2 separate regions of the Homo sapiens genome follow, and region 1 is linked to region 2. The links are chromatin loops, found by intact Hi-C in ENCODE. Cell type or tissue: psoas muscle. All regions are shown on one strand. Each heading gives the region's core, and the rest is flanking DNA. Links, peaks and the distances in the headings are about the cores only. Region 1 overlaps PRPF8 (pre-mRNA processing factor 8). Region 2 overlaps SRR (serine racemase).

What was found. Hi-C counts contacts between places; a loop is a spot of excess contacts. Peaks named below come from ENCODE experiments on the same cell type or tissue, not always from the same donor. Only the 100,000 strongest peaks of a DNase experiment are listed, where the experiment ranks them.
Region 1: a loop joins it to region 2, with 4 times the contacts of the local background. A loop is called at or near these places in 1 of 110 quality-filtered maps.

Annotation. Positions count from the first base shown.
Region 1 is chr17:1,665,261-1,671,803 of GRCh38, reverse strand. All of the region lies in intron 24 of PRPF8 (pre-mRNA processing factor 8), which reads left to right. Among named protein-coding and RNA genes, the nearest start is that of PRPF8, 16 kb to the left of the region's middle. In psoas muscle, for the core only: a CTCF peak has its summit at 2,291; DNase peaks (open chromatin) are centred at 2,043 and 2,503; H3K27ac peaks cover 2,401 bases.
Region 2 is chr17:2,310,871-2,317,413 of GRCh38, reverse strand. It overlaps SRR (serine racemase), which reads right to left. Exons shown (of 8, transcript NM_021947.3): 2 at 1,686-1,857. The coding sequence starts at 1,853. Among named protein-coding and RNA genes, the nearest start is that of SRR, 10 kb to the right of the region's middle. In psoas muscle, for the core only: no CTCF peak of the experiment used is centred there; no DNase peak of the experiment used is centred there.

The DNA of each region.
Region 1 (6,543 bases), core at 802-3,301, 640 kb after region 2:
TCTTGGCTCACCGCAAGCTCCGCCTCCCAGGTTCACGCCATTCTCCTGCCTCAGCCTCCTGAGTAGCTGGGACTACAGGCGCCTGCCACCACGCCCGGCTAAGTTTTTGTATTTTTGGTAGAGAAGGGGTTTCACCGTGTTAGCCAGGATGGTCTCGAACTCCTGACCTTGTGATCCGCCTGCCTCAGCCTCCCAAAGTACTGGGATTACAGGCGTGAGCCACCACACCCGGCCTGATTTTTAAATTTTTTGTAGAGCTGGGATCTCACTCTCTTGTCCAGGCTGGTCTCAGACTCTGGATTCAAGCAGTCCTCCTGCCTTAGCCTCTCTAATGCTGGATTATAGGTGTGAGTCACCGTGCCCAGCCTTGAAATATTTTCATTATACTTACAGGTTCAGCATCCCTAATCCAAAATTTGAAATGCCCCAATGAGCATTTCCTTTGAGCGTCATGTTGGTGCTCAGAATGTTGGGACTCAGAAAGTTTCAGCTTTTTGTGAGCATTTTGGGTTTTAGATTAACCTGTATGTGGGAATCTGTGAGAGCACTAGAGTTAGTGATTGCTCTAGCCCAGTCTGGAAGTGGAAGAGGAAAGGATTCCTGAAAGAAGTAGCATGTGATGAGACAGGTGAGGGAGAGCATTCCTTTAGCCAGAAGTGTGGCGATGTAACTAGCTTGTGTACATGGGACCATGGAAAGTTCAAGGTTTGCTGGAGTAAATTGTGGAATTGGGAATGTTAAGAGATGAGGCTGGATAAATAGTGGAGAGCCATATCATGGAGGGCATCGCACACCTTAGGAAGAATCATATAAGGGTCTTAAGCACAGAGTGACTTTGTCAGATGTGTTTTTCTTCTTTTTTTTTTTTGGCTTCCCACACTACAGATGCAGACTTTGTCAAATTTCTGTGTTAGATGATTCACTCTTGCAGCTGTGAGAAAGATGGACCTGAAAGGATAGGATGGGAGACCAGGTTTGGGGACCACTGAAGAAGTCCAGATAAAAATGATGAGAGCAGGCCAGGCGCGGGGGCTCACGCCTGTAATCCCAGCACTTTGGGAGGCCCAGGCAGGTGGATCACCTGAGGTCAGGAGTTTGAGACCAGCCTGACCAACATGGGGAAACCCCATCTCTACTTAAAATATGAAAATTAGCCGGGCGTGGTGGTGCACACCTGTAATCCCAGCTACACAGGAGGCTGAGGCAGGAGAATCGCTGGAACCCGGGAGGCGGAGGTTGCAGTGAGCCGAGATCCCACCAGTGCACTCCAGCCTGGCAACAGGGTGAGACTCTGTCTCCAAAAAAATACATAAATCAATAAAAATGATGAGAGCACTGAAAGTAGAGGTAGGAAGAGGGGAACAGATTTGATAAGAAGTTAGCAGATAAAATCAGCAGAACTTTGTGGTCCTGGGATGCTCAAAGAAAAGTCAAAAATGATGTGCAGATTTTGGCATGGGTGACTAGGTGGGTGTTAGTGCCACCAACTGGAAGACCACATGAACAAGAACAGGTTTAGGATCGAAGATAAAGAAATCTAGTTTAGGATATATAAAGTTTGAAGTTCCTGAGAACATTCAGATGGAGATTTCCCCAGGTATTTATTTATACCTTATTTCTTCAGTTCCAAGATACATATTTAAGTACATATATACACATGTGTAGATTCCTGATTCCTTCTGCTCCCTTAGTGGTGCCTCTTTAATTGATGATCTGTTAGATTTGATTTAAAAAGTATGAGTGAGACATTCCAGGGAGAGAAATGAAACTAGAAAGGTAAGAGCAGTCAGGGATAGCTTAGAGGTTCCTAGGTGAGAAGCAATCTGAAGAAACATGGAGAACAGGTCTGGATTAAAGATGTAGATTTCGGAGCCTATCCACAAAAGGTCAAAAGCTCAAGAATGAGTGACATCACCCAGGGACAATGTGGAGTGAGAAGAGGAGAGGGAGGAATTTGGAAATGTGGGGAATACTAAGATGAAGTGTGGTCAGAACCTGTGGGAGGGTGCCGGGTCTTGGAACCAAGGCCTTCAGGAACACGTGTCCAGAATTGGGGTGATGCTGAGCAGTGTCAGTTGCCTAAGAGCATTTCAGTTAGATGAGGACTGAAAAGTATCCATTGGATTTGACAGTTAGGACGTCATTGGTGACCTTAGCAGGAGCTGTTACAGAAATAGTAGGGATGGAAGCCAGATGGCAGTGGGTGAGGCTTCATGGGAAGTGAGTGAGTGGAGACAGCAAGGACAATCTGTTTGTCAGTTGAAGAGAAGGAAGGACATCAGATGCCACCTAGAGGGAGCTGTAAGTCAGTGCAGGTGTTTTTGAATGACAGTGACTTGAGCGTGTTTTAATTAAGGAGCCCAGTAGCAGTTGAGTGTACAAGAGAAAAGTGTGGAATTGGCTGGACACAGTGGCTCACGCCCGTAATCCCAGCACTTTGGGAGGCCAAGGTGGGTGAATCACCAAGTCAGGAGTTCGAGACCAGCCTGGCCAACATGGTGAAACCCCGTCTCTACTAAAAATACAAAAATTAGCCAGGCGCGGTGGCGGGTGCCTGTAATCTCAGCTACTCGGGAGGCTGAGGCAGGAGAATTGCTTGAACCCGGGAGGTAGAGGTTGCAGTGAGCCAAGATCGTGCCACTGCACCCCAGCCTCGGCGACAGAGCAAGACTCCGTCTCGAAGAAAAGAAAAGTAGGTAATTGATGAGCAGAGGTGCAGAGGGTCTCCCTAGGGATAGAATAAAGAGCAAGCAGAGGAAAAATCCTCTGAACCTGACAGGAAAGAGGTCTGGAAAGATGTGGATATAGATGAGGTTAGTGGGAAGCTATAACAGGATTTTGAGTTTTTCAGCTTTTCTTGGGCTGCAGTTAGGGGAAAGAGTTGTGCATAGTGAATTTCATGGTATTAGGGTATGATGATTGCTGAAGAAACTGAGAGGGATTGGAAGGTGTGTTGGGAGCTCAGCTGGGTTTTGGGAAGACAACTCTGAGCATTTGTTTTTCCCAGAATCACCCAGCTACTCAGTGACAGGGATGCAGAAGGTGGATAGATTACACTGGTGATTAAGGAATAGAGCTCTGTTAGAAGACAGTTGTAGAGTGGTAAGGCATTGAATGCAAGGGAATCAAGAGTGCGGGACCCAGCCGGCCGCGGTGGCTCATACCTGTAATCCCAGCACTTTGGGAGGCCGAGGCGGGTGGATCACGAGTTCAGGAGATTGAGACCATCCTGGCTAACGCGGTGAAACCCCGTCTCTACTAAAAATACAAAAAATTAGCTGGATGTCGTGGCGGGCGCCTGTGGTCCCAGCTACTCAGGGGGGCTGATGCAGGAGAATGGCAGGAACCTGGGAGGCAGAGCTTGCAGTGAACCGAGATCGCGACACTGCACTCCAGCCTGGGTGACAGAGCAAGACTCTGTCTCAAAAAAAAAAAAAAAAAAAAAAAAAGAATGCTAGACCCCATTGAGATACTGGAAGAGGGGAGAGGAGAGAGAGCAGAAGAGGCCATTGGCCTGGGAAAGAATTGTAGGCATCAGGGAACTGGATATCAGAAGTTAGAGGCTGAGGAGTGGAGGAGTGTCTGAGAGGGTAAGGATGCAGTTGACTCTAGTGGTTAGAAGCACAGGCTCTGGAGTCAGATGGGGTTCACATCATATCTTTGTCATATTACTAGTTGGGATCTTGGGAATATTGCCCATGCTGGGCCTCAATTCCCTCATCTGTAAAATAGGGATACTGATAGGACCTAGGTCAGACGGCTTTTGTGAGAATTAAATGAAACGGGGTATTTAGTAAGCCATATTACTTGGTAAATTGCATGATAAAGCTGGGCATGGTGGCTTATGCCTGCAATCCCAGCACTTTTGGAAGCCGAGGTGGGAGGACTGCTTGAGCCCAGGAATTTGAGACCAGCTTAGGCAACATAGCAAGATCCTGTTTATATTTAAAAATAAATAAATAGGCCGGGTGCGGTGGCTCACGCCTGTAATCCCAGCACTTTGGGAGGCCGAGGTAGGTGGATCACGAGGTCAGGAGTTCAGGACCAGCCTGGCCAATATGGTGAAACCCCATCTCTACTAAAAATACAAAAATTAGCCAGGCGTGGTGGCACATGTCTGTAGTCCCAGCTACTCTGGAGACTGAAGCAGGAGAACCACTTGAGCCCCGGAGGTGGAGGTTGCGGTGAGCTGAGATTGCGCCACTGCACTCCAGCCTGGGTGACAAAGTGAGACTCCATCTCAAAAAAAAAAAAAAAAAAAAAAAGCTATGTCATGGGCAAGTTCTATAACTTGTTTTTTATGAAGACATAAGAGGTATAACATATATAAATTTCTTACCATGGTACCTAGTACACGTAGACCTGAGTAAATATTATTTTCCTTCTTGCCTCCCCTTATCCCCCAGGAATTTCTGCTATTTAGTAAAGGAACACTGGGCTCCTCAGGAATTTATGCCTCCTCCCCTTCAGGGATAGAGCACTGTTAACTACAACAGAAATACTGTGTTCCATTACACACATCAGCAATTCCAAGTGCAGTCCAAGAATTTACTAAACCTAATGGGAATCATCCACTTGCCTTTACCCCAGTATCTAGCCTATCCTGGCCCCTGGCCCTCCTTTTTTTTTTTGAGAGGGAGTCTTGCTCTATTGCCCAGGCTGGAGTGCAGTGGCACAATTTCAGCTCACTGCGACCCCCGCCTCCCGGGTTTAAGTAATTCTCCTGCCTCAGCCTCCTGAGTAGCTGGGATTACAGGTGCCTGCCACCATGCCCGGCTAATTTTTGTATTTTTAGTAGAGACAGGGTTTCACCATGTTGGTCAGGCTGGTCTCAAACTCCTGACCTCATGATCCAACCGCCTCGGCCTCCCAAAGTGCTGGGATTACAGGCATGAGCCACCGCACCCGGCCCCCCTCCTTTCTGTAGATCTGCCTGGTTGTCTCATCCTGTGGACATGCGAGATGCTCAGTCTAGCTTTCATAGTAGGGTTTGAGCTGTTATCTCACCTGCAGTCTTTTCTCCTTGCTTGTCTGAATACCATTTGCTCAAGGCAGATTACTATAGTAACTCCAGCCAACGCACTCTTTCACCTCAATAATTGTTCAGAAGACATTTTTTGCCTTAAAGTCTTGACTATATCATTTGGTATTTTGTGGTTTGCTATCTTGTTTTATTCAGCTTTTCAAAGAAACAGCTTTGGTTTCATTAATTTTTATCGTTTTTCTCTTTTTTGTTGCATTGATTTTTTTTTTTTTTGAGATGGGGTCTCTATGACCCAGGTTGGTGTGCAGTGTCGCAGTCTCAGCTCACTGTAACCTCTGCCTCCCAGGCTCAGGAGACCCTCCCACCTTAGCCTCCCAAGTAGCTGGGACCACAGGCACATGCCACCATGCCTGGCTGATTTTTCTTTGTATTTTGGATACAGACAGTTTCGCCATGTTGCCCAGGCTGGTCTTGAATTCCTGAGCTCAGGTAATCCACCCCCCTGGGCTCCCAAAGTGCTGGGATTGTAGGTGTGAGCCACCACGCCTGGCCTTGTTGCATTGATTTCTTCTCTTATCATTGCCATCCCTTTGCTAGTTTGTTAAGGTAAAAGGTTAGATTATCAATTTTGGACCTTTCTCTTTTTTTTTTTTTGAGACAGAGTCTCGCCCTGTCACTCAGGTTGGAGTGCAGTGGCGCGATCTCTGCTCACTGCAAGCTCCGTCTCCCGGGTTCACGCCATTCTCCTGCTTCAGCTCCCAAGTAGCTGGGACTACAGGTGCCCACCACCACACCCGGCTAATATTTTTTTTTGTATTTTTACTACGACGCGGTTTCACCGTGTTTGCGAGGATGGTCTCGATCTCCTGACCACCACCTGATCAGCTTGCCTCGGCCTCCCAAAGTGTTGGGATTATAGGTGTGAGCCACCGCACCTGGCCTGGACCTTTCTCTTTTTCTTTTTTTTTTTTTTTGAGATGGAGTCTCACTCTCTCACCCAGGCTGGAGTGCAGTGGCGCGATCTCAGCTCACTGCAACCTCCGCCCTCTGAGTTCAAGCGATTCTCCTGCCTCAGTCTCCCGAGTAGCTAGGATTACAGATGCCTGCCACCGCACCCGGCTAATTTTTTTGTGTGTTTTTAGTAGAGACAGGGTTTCACCATCTTGGCCAGGCTGGTCTTGAACTCTTGACCTCGTGATCCACCTGCCTCGTCCTCCCAAAGTGCTGGGATTACAGGCGTGAGCCACCGTGCCCAGCTGACCTTTCTCGTTTTTTTTTGTTTGAGACGGAGTCTTGCTCTGTCGCCCAGGCTGGAGTGCAGTGGCGCAATCTTGGCTCACTGCAACTTCCGCCTCCTGGGTTTGTGTCATTCTCCTGCCTCAGCCTCCTGAGTAGCTGGGACTATAGTCGCCTGCCACCATGCTCAGCTAATTTTTTGTATTTGTAGTAGAGACGGGTTTCACCGTGTTAGCTGGGATGGTCTTGATCTCCTGACCTCGTGATCCACCCACCTCAGCCTCCCAAAGTGCTGGGATTACAGGGGTGAGCCACCGTGCCTG
Region 2 (6,543 bases), core at 1,452-3,951:
CAGCTTCTCGAGTAGCCGGGTCTGCAGGCGCCCGCCACCACGCCCGGCTAATTTTTTTGTATTTTTAGTAGCGACGGGGTTTCCCCGTGTTAGCCAGGATGGTCTCGATCTTTTGACCTCGTTATCCGCCTGCCTCAGCCTCCCAAAGTGCTGGGATTACAGGCGTGAGCCACCGCACCCGGCCTTTTTTTTTTTTTTTTTTTTTTCCCCCGAGATGGAGTCTTCCTCTATCACCCATGGTGGAGTGCAATGGCGTGATCTCAACTCACTGCAACCTCTGCCTTCTGGGTTCAAGCAATTCTCCTGCCTCAGCCTCCCAAGCAGCTGGGATTACAGGTGCCTGGCACCAAGTCCCGCTCATTTTGTATTTTTAGTAGAAAGTGTTTCACCAAGGCTGGGTGCGGTGACTCATGCCAGTAATCCCAGCACTTTGGGAGGCAGAGGCGGGCGGATCACAAGGTCAGATCAAGAACATCCTGGCTAACACGGTGAAACCCTGTCTCTACTAAAAATTCAAAAAAAAAAAAAAAAAAATTAGCTGGGCGTGGTGGCAGGCGCCTGTAGTCCCAGGTAATCGGGTGGCTGAGGCAGGAGAATGGCGTGAACCTGGGAGGTGGAGCTTACAGTGAGCCGAGATCGTGCCACTGCACTCCAGCCTGGGGGACAGAGTGAGACTCCGTCTCAAAACAAAACAAAACAAAACAAAAAAGCGTTTCATCATGTTGGTCAGGCTGGTGTCGAACTCCTGACCTCAGGTGATCCACCTGCCTCAGCCTCCCAAAGTGCTGGGATTACAAGTGTGAACCACTGCGCCTGTCATATATTTGTATTTTTTGTAGACAGAGTTTTGCCGTGTGGCCCAGGCTTAGATCTTTTATATTGATAATGTATCCATGTGTAGCAAGTTGATACAGTGAATGCTTAAACTTGGGTCATATACAGAGTGATAACACTTTCCAATTTGCCTGCAACAGTTCAGGTGTCTGTTTAGATATTTCAGGTTGCTTCTTTCAGTCCCAAACATGTCCTAGTTTGGATAATAAATTATGTCTTAGTTTGGACAGTAAGTGATGGTATATATAATAAAGTCATGCTTTGCTTAAGGATGGGGATATGTTTCGAGAAATGCATGATTTGGCAATTTCATCATCTTGCATGCACCATAGAGTGTACTTATACAAATCCAGCTGTTACAGCCTATTACTCCTAGGCTGCAAACCCTGTATAGCATGTTACTGTACTGAATACTGTAGGCAGCTATAACACAATGAGAAGTATTTCTGTATCTAAACACAGAAATCGTACAGTAAATGTGTGGTATAACCTTATGGGACCAAGGACCACCATCATATAGGTGGTCTGTCATTGACTGAAACGTTATGTGGCATATGACTGTATTTTATGTATATATTATATATATGCACATACATATATATAAAAATTACTCGGATAAGTTATATATATTATCCTAATTATAAGGATTTATGACTGTGTAAAAGTTGCTTATCAACACTATGATGCTAGGTAAAACAAGGACTTGAAAGGAAAATTTCTGTAACCTTTTTTCCAGCTGTATAAAGGCATTAATTTACTTCTGCCTATCTCATTGGGTGGTCAGGAGAATCAAACTGATATGTGAAAGGGTGTGAAAACATACATGATACACTGAGAAAAAGGATTGTTACCTTAAAAGATCCTGTTTTCTGGAAGAGTTCACATTTGAAGAAAAGATTGCGCCCTGTTAGTTGATTCAAAATGGAGCTTGTTAGCACTGGTGTGAGGTGGATAGAATCTCGAATGTTGATATGAGCTTTTTCAACATCAGCAAAGGAGATGCAATACTGAGCACACATGGTTCTGAAACCCAGGAATAAGAAAGGGGTCAAAGCAAAGTCTGAGACAGTATGTTTATTGAAGAGATTTTGAAAATACGTAACAGAATAGACCTGGGGCCTGTGGTGTCATGTGGAAATTCTCCATTATTGGAGTGTCAGAATTTCCCTAAAAGAGAGTTGACTTAAAAGCTGAACGAAGTTTTTCTGGTGAAGCTTTGAGGGAAGTAACTGATGGTGATTACAGAAGGCTAAAGCCCACTCCCCACCCACACCACCCATCTCTTGGCACTGTTGGCACTGCCACTGGTCTCCATCTTCCTTTTTTTTTTTTTTTTTTTGAGACGGAGTCTCGCTCTGTAGCCCAGGCTGGAGTGCAGTGGCACAATCTCGGCTCACTGCAACCTCCGCCTCCCGGGTCAAGCAATTCTCCTGCCTCAGCCTCCCGAGTAGCTGGGATTACAGGAATGTGCCATCGTGCCCAGCTAATTTTTATATTTTTAGTAGACACGGGGTTTCACCATGTTGTCCAGGCTGGTCTTGAACTTCTGACCTCGTGATCCGCCTGCCTCGGCCTCCCAAAGTGCTGGGATTACAGGTGTAAGCCACCGTGCCCAGCTCCACCTTTCTTTTAATCATCGTTGTGAAGCTACTTGAATGAATTGGATTCAATTTTTATATTATTTTTAATTTATAAATTTAAATTTTTAATTTTTAATAAAAATTTAACAAATTATTTGATAAAGAAAAAATAGCTAGACTATTCCATTTAAATAACTATGTTCATTTTCTTTATTTCCCTCTGCATTTTCTTTTTTTTTGTTTTTTGAGATGGTGTTTCACTCCTGTTGTCCCGGCTGGAGTGCACTGGTGCAGTCCTGGCTCACCACAACCTCCACATCCCAGGTTCAAGCGATTCTCCTGCTTCAGCCTCCCGAGTAGCTGAGATTACAGGCATGCACCACCATGCCCAGCTAATTTTTTTTTTTTTTTTTTTTTGAGACAGAGTCTCGCTCTGTCACCCAGGCTGGAGTGCAGTGGCGCGATCTCGGCTCACTGCAAGCTCCGCCTCCCGGGTTCACGCCATTCTCCTGCCTCAGCCTCCCTGGTAGCTGGGACTACAGGCACCTGCCACCATGCCTGGCTAATTTTTTGTATTTTTAGTAAAGACGGGGTTTCACCGTGTTAGCCAGGATAGTCTCAATCTCCTGACCTCGTGATCCGCCTGCCTCGGCCTCCCAAAGTGCTGGGATTACAGGCGTGAGCCACCAAACCCGGCCAATTTTGTATTTTTAATAGAGACGGGGTTTCTCCATGTTGTGCAGGCTGGTCTCGAACTCCCGACCTCAGGTGATCCGCCTGCCTCAGACTCCCAAAGTGCTGGGATTATAGGCGTGAGTCACTGCGCCCGGCTCCTTCTGCATTCTCAATATACATTATGTAACAGTTAAAGCAAACATTTTATTTGCTCCTACATTTGACTCAGTTTCTTTACAATTTTCATAATTTTCAATAACTACATTAAGCTTCCACTTTCCACTGTGTCTATTGTAGCAGTTAAATATGAAGTTTCTCTATTTTTCCTTATTACAAAAGAATCTATATTCATTAGAAAACTGAGTTAATCTGAAAATACAGAGATACAAAAAGAACATGAAAATAGCCACGAAACCTTCCTACCTAAAGACAGTTGCTATCCAGTGGTTTACCTTTCCAGGCCCAACTACATATGCAGACAAAACTCTTTGGTAGGTTTGGTAACTTCTTTTTTTGTCAGACAGTATTATGAATATCAATGAATCTCATAGGTGAGTACATTTATCAACATTTTTTTTTTGTTGTTTTTTTGAGATGGAGTTTCACTGTCACCCAGACTGAAGTGCAGTGGCATGACTGTGGCTCACTGCAACCTCTGCCTCCTGGGTTCAAGCAATTCTCCTGCCTCAACCTCCTGAGTTGCTGGCATTACAGGCGCCCACCACCACACCCAGCTAATTTTTATATTTTTCGTAGAGGCGGGGTTTCACCATGTTGGCCAGGCTGGTCTTGAACTCCTGATCTTAGGTGATCCGCCCGCCTCGGCCTCCCAAAGTGCTGGTATTACAGGCGTGAGCCACCACGCCCGGCCCATTTATCCAACTTTTTTTTTTTTTTTGAGAGAGTCTTGCTCTGCCGCCAGGCTGGAGTGCGGTGGCGCCATCTCAGCTCACTGCAACCTCTGCCTCCCAGGTTCAAGCGATTCTCCTGCCCTAGCCTCCCTAGTAGCTGGGATTACAGGCGCCTGCCACCACACCCAGCTAATTTTTTTATTTTTAGTGGAGACAGGGTTTCACCATGTTGGCCAGGCTAGTCTCGAACTCCTGACTTCAGGCAATCCACCTGGCTCAGCCTCCCAAAGTGCTGGGATTACAGGCGTGAGCCACTGCGCCCGGCTTTATCCAACTTTTAAAATGACTTAATAGTACTTCTTTTACAAAAATACAATAATTTAGCTGGGGGCAGTGACACACACTGGTAGTCCCGGCTACTTGGGAGGCTAAGGCGGGAGGCTTGCTTGAGCCCGGGAGTGTGTTATTATCACGTCTATGAATAGCCACTGTACTGTGGCCTGGGCAACATAAGCAGGACCCTATCTCTTGAAAAAGAAAAAATAATAATTTTAAGTTTACATAGCTCAAATGAACATTTGGATTTCCTTTTGTTGTTGTTGGCTGTAAGAATGATGTAATGAATAGCCTTGTTGCAAGATTTTTGTGTACCTCCGTCAGTCCTTAGGGTAGATTTCACCAAATGGTATTTTGTATCAAAAGGCATACATATTTCTAAGAAATCTGATACCCACTGCCAAACTGATCTCCAGAAGGGTCCTATATTACATCAATTTGTACTCCCAACAACAGTTTTGATGGAATGATGCCTCTTTTCCTTCATCCGTCCTATATCATTTTTATGTCAATTTAGTTATGTCTAGTAGTTGTTGTTTCTTTGAGACGGAGTCTTGCTCTGTTGCCCAGGCTGGAGTGCAGTGGTGGGATCTTGGCTCACTGCAACCTCCACCTCCCAGGTTCAAGTGATTCTCCTGCCTCAGCCTCCCGAGTAGCTGGGACTACCGGTGTGTGCCACCACGCCAGGCTAATTTTTTGTATTTTTAGTAGAGACAGGGTTTCACTGTGTTAGCCAGGATGGTCTCGATCTCCTGACTTCGTGATCCACCTGCCTCAGACTCCCAAAGTGCTGAGATTACAGGTGTGAGCCACTGTGCCTGGCAATGTCTAGTAGTTTTAATTTACATTAATTACTAGTGATTGAACATTTTTTTGTGTATCTTGGCCACTTGTTCTTTTCTCAGTCTTTTTTTTTTTTTTTTAGATAAGGTCTCACTCTGTTGTCCAGGCTGGTGTACAGTGGCTCAATTATGGCTCCCTGCAGCTTCAAACTCTTGAGCTCAAGTGATCTTCCCGCCTCAGCCTCCCAAGTACCTGGGACTATGACTGTGCACCACCATACCCAGCTAATTTTTTAAATTTTTATTTTAGTAGAGAGGAAGTCTTGCTGTGTTGCCCAGGCTGGTCTCAAACCCCTGAGCTCAAGTGATCCTTCCGCCTTGGCCTTCCAAAGTGCTGGGATTACAGGCATGAGGCACCACACCCAGCCTTCTTAACACACCATTTACTGACAGAATCCTTTTCCTCTGAAATGCTCTATTTATCAAAAATTAAATTTCTATGAATGGTTGGGGCTATTGTATTTTGTTCCATTGGCCAGACTGCCAATGTCTTTTCCTATTATATACTGTATTAATAAATTCTCCCTTGATTGCTCTAAAATTCATTGGCTTTTCTCACATATCAATTCTTTCAGGTGAACTAGAATTACTTTATCAAAGTTGCCAGAAATTCCATTGTAAAGATGTATAAATGAATTGGAGGCATTATTTATTTACTGAGACGGGGTCTCTTGTCGTCCAGGCTGGAGTGCATTGGCATGATCTCAGCTCACTGCAACCTCTGCCTCCCAGGCTCAGGCAATCCTCTCACCTCAGCCTCCTGAGTAGCTGGGACCACAGGTGCACTGTGCCACCACAAATACAAAAAACGTCTGTATTTTTTGTAGAGACAAGGTTTTGCCATGTTGCCCAGGCTGGTCTTGACCTTCTGAGCTCAAGTGATCCACCCACCTTGGCCTCCCAAAGTGCTGGGATTACAGGCGTGAGCCACCATGACGGGCCCGAAAACTCAATATTTTTTAATGTCAATTATGCCCCCTCGGCTGGGCACAGTGGCAGGAGGATTGCTTAAACCCAGGAGTTCAAGGCTGCAGTGAGTTATTGTACCACTGCAAGAGCAAGACCCTGTCTCTTAAAAACAAAAAAACAAGAGAACAAAAAATAGTTGGCTGGGCGTGGTGGCTCTTGCCTGTAATCCCAGCACTTTTGGAGGCCAAAGCAAGTGGATCACTTGAGATCAGGAGTTCAGGAGTTTGAGACCAGACTGACTAACATAGTAAAATCCCGTCTCCATTAAAAAAACAAAAATTGGCCGGGCGTGGTGGGTCACGCCTGTAATCCCAGCACTTTGGGAGGCTGAGGTGGGAAGATCACAAGGTCAGGAGATCGAGACCATCCTGGCTAACATGGTGAAACCCTGTCTCTACTAAAAATACAAAAAATTAGCCGGGCATGGTGGCGGGCACCTGTAGTCCCAGCTACTCG